2 separate regions of the Homo sapiens genome follow, and region 1 is linked to region 2. A link is an interaction called in ENCODE POLR2A ChIA-PET data of the cell type or tissue named here. Cell type or tissue: MCF 10A. All regions are shown on one strand. Each heading gives the region's core, and the rest is flanking DNA. Links, peaks and the distances in the headings are about the cores only.

Region 1 (2,928 bases), core at 294-2,793, 58 kb after region 2:
ATTTCACCACAGAAAGAAAAGCAATGTAACACTGAAAATATTAAAACTTTCTATGGCAATACTCATAAATTACTGAAAACAATTTACCTTTTTTTCCCCTCTAGATCTAACATCATATTCTAATTGAACTCAAGGAAAAGACCACCTCTCCCACACCCCTTTTCAGAAAAACAAAATGGATGCACCTGACAATCCTCAAAATGAAAGCTATTCTAAGAGTGTCCACTACAAATATTAAAACTGTAAAGGGACAATCTGCAGACTTGATGAACACTGTAAAATGCACAAAGACATTTCCAATTAGCAAACAGATGTGTTAAACAAATAATTTTTAATTAAGCACAACTTGTACTACAAAATTCCCTAATAATCAAGCTTTTTAGCAGAATTAGTGTACCAAATATGTTTTATTTCATGGTTGTGCTATATTTGCTAGACCAAGGCCACCTAGTAAATATCCTATTTTAAGTTATCATGAAGATGCCCAGATTAATTTTTATTGTGTTCAGCATTCCCTTGAAAAAGGATTAAGTAACAAGGTCATGATTTATAGCGAAAAAAAAAAAAAGAGAGAAAAGCTCAAAAAAAAAAAAGGCTCAAATAATCATTTTGTTCACAATTATATCCAACAAAGAAGACCTCTGTTTTCCTTAAGGTTACATTAATTAAGGTGGGATCAGCAAACGAAAGGTGATCAAGTTAAATTTCAAAAAAATTAGCAAAGTAAAACAAATTTTGCACTATTTTAAATCAAGGTACAGAACAGTATGAGTTTTAAAATATCTATGTATTAATATACAGACAGACACATGAGTTTATACACACAAAATATGCCTGGAAGGATATACAAAAAAACTAACAGCAGTCAACTCCAGGCGAACCAGGTAGCTGGGGTGAAGAGCTCACCTCAGGCTTGTTTTTCATGAAGTATCCATCTGAACACATACACTTTCATGTGTATGGAAGTATATTTATGGCAGGAGCAAGGGAGCATGCACAAAAAGAAATAAAGCAGAAATGAGAAAGCAGTCAAGATTGGTTCTTATATACATGATTAAAAAGCAAAGTACAGAAACAAGATCTTCACATCAAAAATAAGAACAATTTTATGGAGCACTAAAAATGAAGTTGCATGCCCAAGACAATGCTTTTTCTTTACTGCTTCATTTCTGTTTCAAAAGTAAATAAGTAAAACACAAATCTAAATATTAATTATCACATTTATCTGCAAAGTTATTTCCTATCATAAAAATGGGAGAAATGTAAATTATTGCTACATTTAAGAATCTTTTTGCAAGACACATTGTTTACACATATTCTATTCAAGCTTATTGAAATGTCCAGTGTTATAATACATTTCTAAGAATCAATTTAACATTCAGCTGTAATCACACCAGCACAGAAATAGACAAATTTGTGTTTTCTTGTATTTACTTCCTCTACTGCTGCTTAAGGGAAATCTACTATGGCATTCCTGGTTTCTAAAAACGCACCACAACGTCAACTGATGAGTCATGGGTCACACTCCAAGTTCTTATGTACCAAAGAAATCAGGGCACTAAAGTCTTACACACCAATTTTAAAGACTGCCTAATAAGCTCGGTTACAAACCAAGAGTTCTTTATAAGGTAACACAGATGACAGTTTTTAAACAAGGCGTGAAAAACTTCAAAATAAAACTGCAAATTCCACAAAGAGTGATAGAATTATTTACTCTTTTTCAGACTCCTAATAACTGGTAGGGTTTTGTTTTTCTTAATTGAGAACATACAAACATAAAGCACTGTTGAAATACTGACAGGTACAAACTCAAGTTTGTAAAAACTCAACAAACTCCTAGCTTCCTGAAAGTCCAAATTATCTGAGAAATAATTTTCTATATGCCTTGTTTTGACTCTTAATTATTTCCAGTTTTCACTATTTAACCATTTCACTGACTGGGAAACCTCCAGGAGAGGGTACAAAAGGGCAGGAAGCAAAGATGACACCATTTGATTCCTTTGGGCATTATTAGTTAAATTTCCGTGGTGAAGAGACAAATAGCTAAAATGAAACCTGGAGATCAGCTGTAGATTCTAGTAACCAGCATAACAGACCATTGAGATTTAATCACATCATCTAATTTTCCTCCTAGCATCCATCATTATCCTCTCCATTAATTGCTTACCTATTTGCTGTTGTTTCTCTTCCTGCCCCACAGCATGTAAACTCCATGAGAACAGAGATCCCACCTGTCTTGCTCATTGCTATAGTCTCACCATGTAGAACAGTGCCAGGCACATAACAGGCATTCAATAAACACCCAGTGGGAAAAGAAGACATATATGTATTCAGTTATCTTAGGACCTGCAGTCATGAAAAGGCTAAAATTTATGTTTGCTTGAAACTATTCTTTACTCGTAACTGCTAATAAATTTTTATTTTGCCTTGTCACAACTCTATGCTTTTGTCATCTAAATATGTTATCAAAATAGAGTAATCATACTGAAATTATAATCTAGACTAGATTTCTGAGAACAAGAACTTCTATAATTCACTTTTCTATCCCAAATATCTAGAATGGTACACAGCACAGAATAGGCATTCAAATATTTGTTGGAAAATATTATTTTAAAAGAATTATAACTGGTGGGATTAGTAATGTTTATTCTCTTTGCATAGTTTATGATTTCCTGCATTTTCTACATTAAGCATGTATTAATTTTAAAAATATACACTGCGATTTTAAAAAAGAAAATCAACATGTATCCCTTATATCTTCATGTAGTTTATAATGTATACAATAAGGTAAATCAAACAGATGTGCTGCTTAATCCCCAAGAGTAACCAAACAGAAAAACATTCTTTAAAATTGAGATATTGCTAAATTTTAAATTAAATTTAAAATATTACTTTTAAGAATATTAAGCTTTATTGTCCAGAAAGATA
Region 2 (2,928 bases), core at 316-2,815:
ATCTGGGGCACAGTTTGGGTGAGCTTTGCTCATTACCATAGGTAACATTTTAACAACTAAGTCTGAATTCTGAAAATATAAACTCACAAAGGTTAGTGGAAGACTGTTTCCAAGCTAAAAGAAATGTAACTAACTTAGGAAACCATTTAAATAAACATAAACGGACAATCTTAGTGGGTTTTGGCCCTGTGTATACCAGCAGTGTCAGCAGCTCCTAAACCACAAACACAATGAAACCAAAGGGTTTTCTTTCAAAAATCTAAAAAAGGAAGATGCAAGATTTGAAACCAATTTCCAAAATCTATACAAGGCTGCCAGGCCAACAAATAACGGTCAGAGTGACTTTGTTCCTCTGCTCCTTCAACATGGGAACTAGTGCAGAGTGGCTCATGCCCACGGTTGACAGCCCATTTACGGCCACAATCATGTCACCACACCTGGACAAAGAGAGACAGATACAGAATGTTACTATTTTCATGGTATTAAAAATATCCCAATTGAGATTTATGTAGCATGAAAAATGCGGTTTCACTTACCACTGAACTGTCAATGGTTAGGGTGTATAATCTACTTTGTCTGGGACAGCCCTTAAGCCTATGCTGGCTTTCCCTTGCCAATCAAGGAAACCCCTGTGCCGATGACTCCATAACCAGTAGGTGAATGTCAAGGACAAGCAGAGTAATTTTCACACTAATTTAAGCAAAATATAGAGTAAATATGCTCTCTCTTTAAAAAAATACCAAGTCATGCATTTGAAGGGGGTTATTATTTTGACTGCTATTTTTCTATTCATTCTTAGAGCTCATACATCTGAGGGCTGAATTAAATTGGAAATAAGACCCATACTTCCTCTTCTTTCAGCTGTTGACGCTCACTGTACTCTAAGCAGAATTATTATGGATGGATGATGAATTGGAGGACCTTTCCAGCCTTATAATTACCATAATTATCCTTATGGTTTTTGGTCTTCTATTTATACCATAAATATACTATTTTATTGTTAACTACCTCAATTTCTTTTTGGAAGTAGGAGGAATACAAATTATAATTAACAGAGGCCCAGACTGGTTAAGTAACTTAGCTAAGAGAGTGATTAATTCATTTTTCCCTACTCTGTCCTCCTAAAATGATTTTTTTTCATCTTTATCAATATAGGCTGACCTGGAGCATACCACTCCCAATCACCTTTCCATACATTATTTAGATGTCACTTACTCCTTGCAAACAGTGTACATTCTCCATCTGCATAGCATTCTATATAGAATGTCAACATTTACTTTTTAAGAACTGGTTCTTCCTTCGTAAACCAGGTATTAAGAATTTACAATCAACCACCTCCTCTCTGCTGGTGATGATGTCTTGCCATGACACCTTCTCTTTTCTTCTCCCAGTGCCCGGGCTTTGATAAGACGCTGTACACTGAGCGAGGACTTTTGCTCAGTGGTAGAGGCTGGCAGAGGGGTTAAAGTCCAGGGATCTAGAGCCAGATAGTCCTGGGTTTGAATGCCAGCCAACCACTTTCAGCTATTTCATTGTGGGCAAGTTTCTTAACCTTTCCAAGCCTCAGTTATCTTGTTTGTTTTAAAACAGGGATAATAAAGAAACTTACCTCATAGGATTGTTAAAAAGATTACATAATGCATGCACAGCACTTAGCACCGCGCCAGGCATCCTGTAAGCTATTGTACATTCATTCATCAAATATTTATGGAGATCTTACTTTATGCAAGGTATTGTTATGACTGCTAGGGATATAACAATAAATGCAACAAGATCCCTCCCTTATGGAGCTTGCATAAATACGATCTCAGGTAGAGATGAGTGCTATGGAGAAAAATGAAGCAGAGTCATCTAATGACAGGACTGGACCTGAGTAGGCTGTGTGGGAAACTTACTCAGCGCTCAATGTCACATCACAACGTGATGAATGAAATATGTCCAATGAAATAACTCAGGTTCAGTTTCTGTCATCAGATTAATGAAACATAGCTATAAGTGACAAGACAGTAAAGGTAACATTTCAGTCTAGATCGGGATTGGCAAATTTTTTCCGTAAGGGGTCAGATGGTAAATATTTTAGGCTTCAAGACCCATACAGTCTCTGTCATGATGACATCAACTCCGCTGGTGTAGTGTGGGAGCCAGAGAGTACATAAACCAGTAAGTGTAGCTGCACTGCAATGAAACTTTATTTTCAAAAAGATAATGGGCTGGATTTAGTGCTGACCCCTGACCCCTGGTCTAGATCATGTCCAATGTCATCAACATGAATCACATCATTAATTAGAACAAGACTCACTTTAATCTTCCATCATAATAAGCAGGAGTTCCCAAGACAATAGTTTTAATGAAAAAAGGCTGATTGGTGTGGTTCTCTTCATATCCACCAACGATACTAAAGCCCCAACTTCCCAAGTAACTTCTTCGTAAAACTATATCGTGGCAGCTATGAAGTGTGCTATAAACAAACAGAAAAATAAAGAAAAAATTAACATGGAGGCTTTTATAGCCGCTTATTTTTGTTATAACCCCATACCATGTTATATTTACCACTCTTGGAAAAAAGAAAAAGGGCTATTAATAAATAGATTATTTTGACAATCCATCTTCTAGCAGAGACACAGTCCTAGGTAGACTCAAATTTCTCCAACTTTTTTCAGTCTTCCCAAGTGAAGACACACACACACACATACACACACACACACAAGTAGAGAACCTGGTTACAAATTACACCTCAGTAACCTGTACAAAAAGGTCATGTACCTATATCAGCTCACTGCATTGTCAACAAAGTCCTCAATTCTACTAATCACTTTTATCTACAAGAGGAATTACAATGTGGGATGAAAGAGGTCTAGTACTGCCAAGCCCAGCATGCAAATGAAAGAAGAAAAAGATTAGGAACGCAGCTTCCGAAAAGAAGGCAGA

Evidence for each region. Peaks named below come from ENCODE experiments on the same cell type or tissue, not always from the same donor. Only the 100,000 strongest peaks of a DNase experiment are listed, where the experiment ranks them.
Region 1: POLR2A ChIA-PET joins it to region 2 with 5 read pairs; 3 of 35 experiments call an interaction of 5 or more read pairs at or near these places.

The regions. Positions count from the first base shown.
Region 1 is chr13:27,605,824-27,608,751 of GRCh38, forward strand. All of the region lies in intron 1 of LNX2 (ligand of numb-protein X 2), which reads right to left. Among named protein-coding and RNA genes, the nearest start is that of LNX2, 13 kb to the right of the region's middle. In MCF 10A, for the core only: no CTCF peak of the experiment used is centred there; a DNase peak (open chromatin) is centred at 1,518.
Region 2 is chr13:27,548,034-27,550,961 of GRCh38, forward strand. It overlaps LNX2 (ligand of numb-protein X 2), which reads right to left. Exons shown (of 10, transcript NM_153371.4): 9 at 2,300-2,458; 10 at 1-437. The coding sequence ends at 302. Among named protein-coding and RNA genes, the nearest start is that of LNX2, 71 kb to the right of the region's middle. In MCF 10A, for the core only: no CTCF peak of the experiment used is centred there; a DNase peak (open chromatin) is centred at 1,738.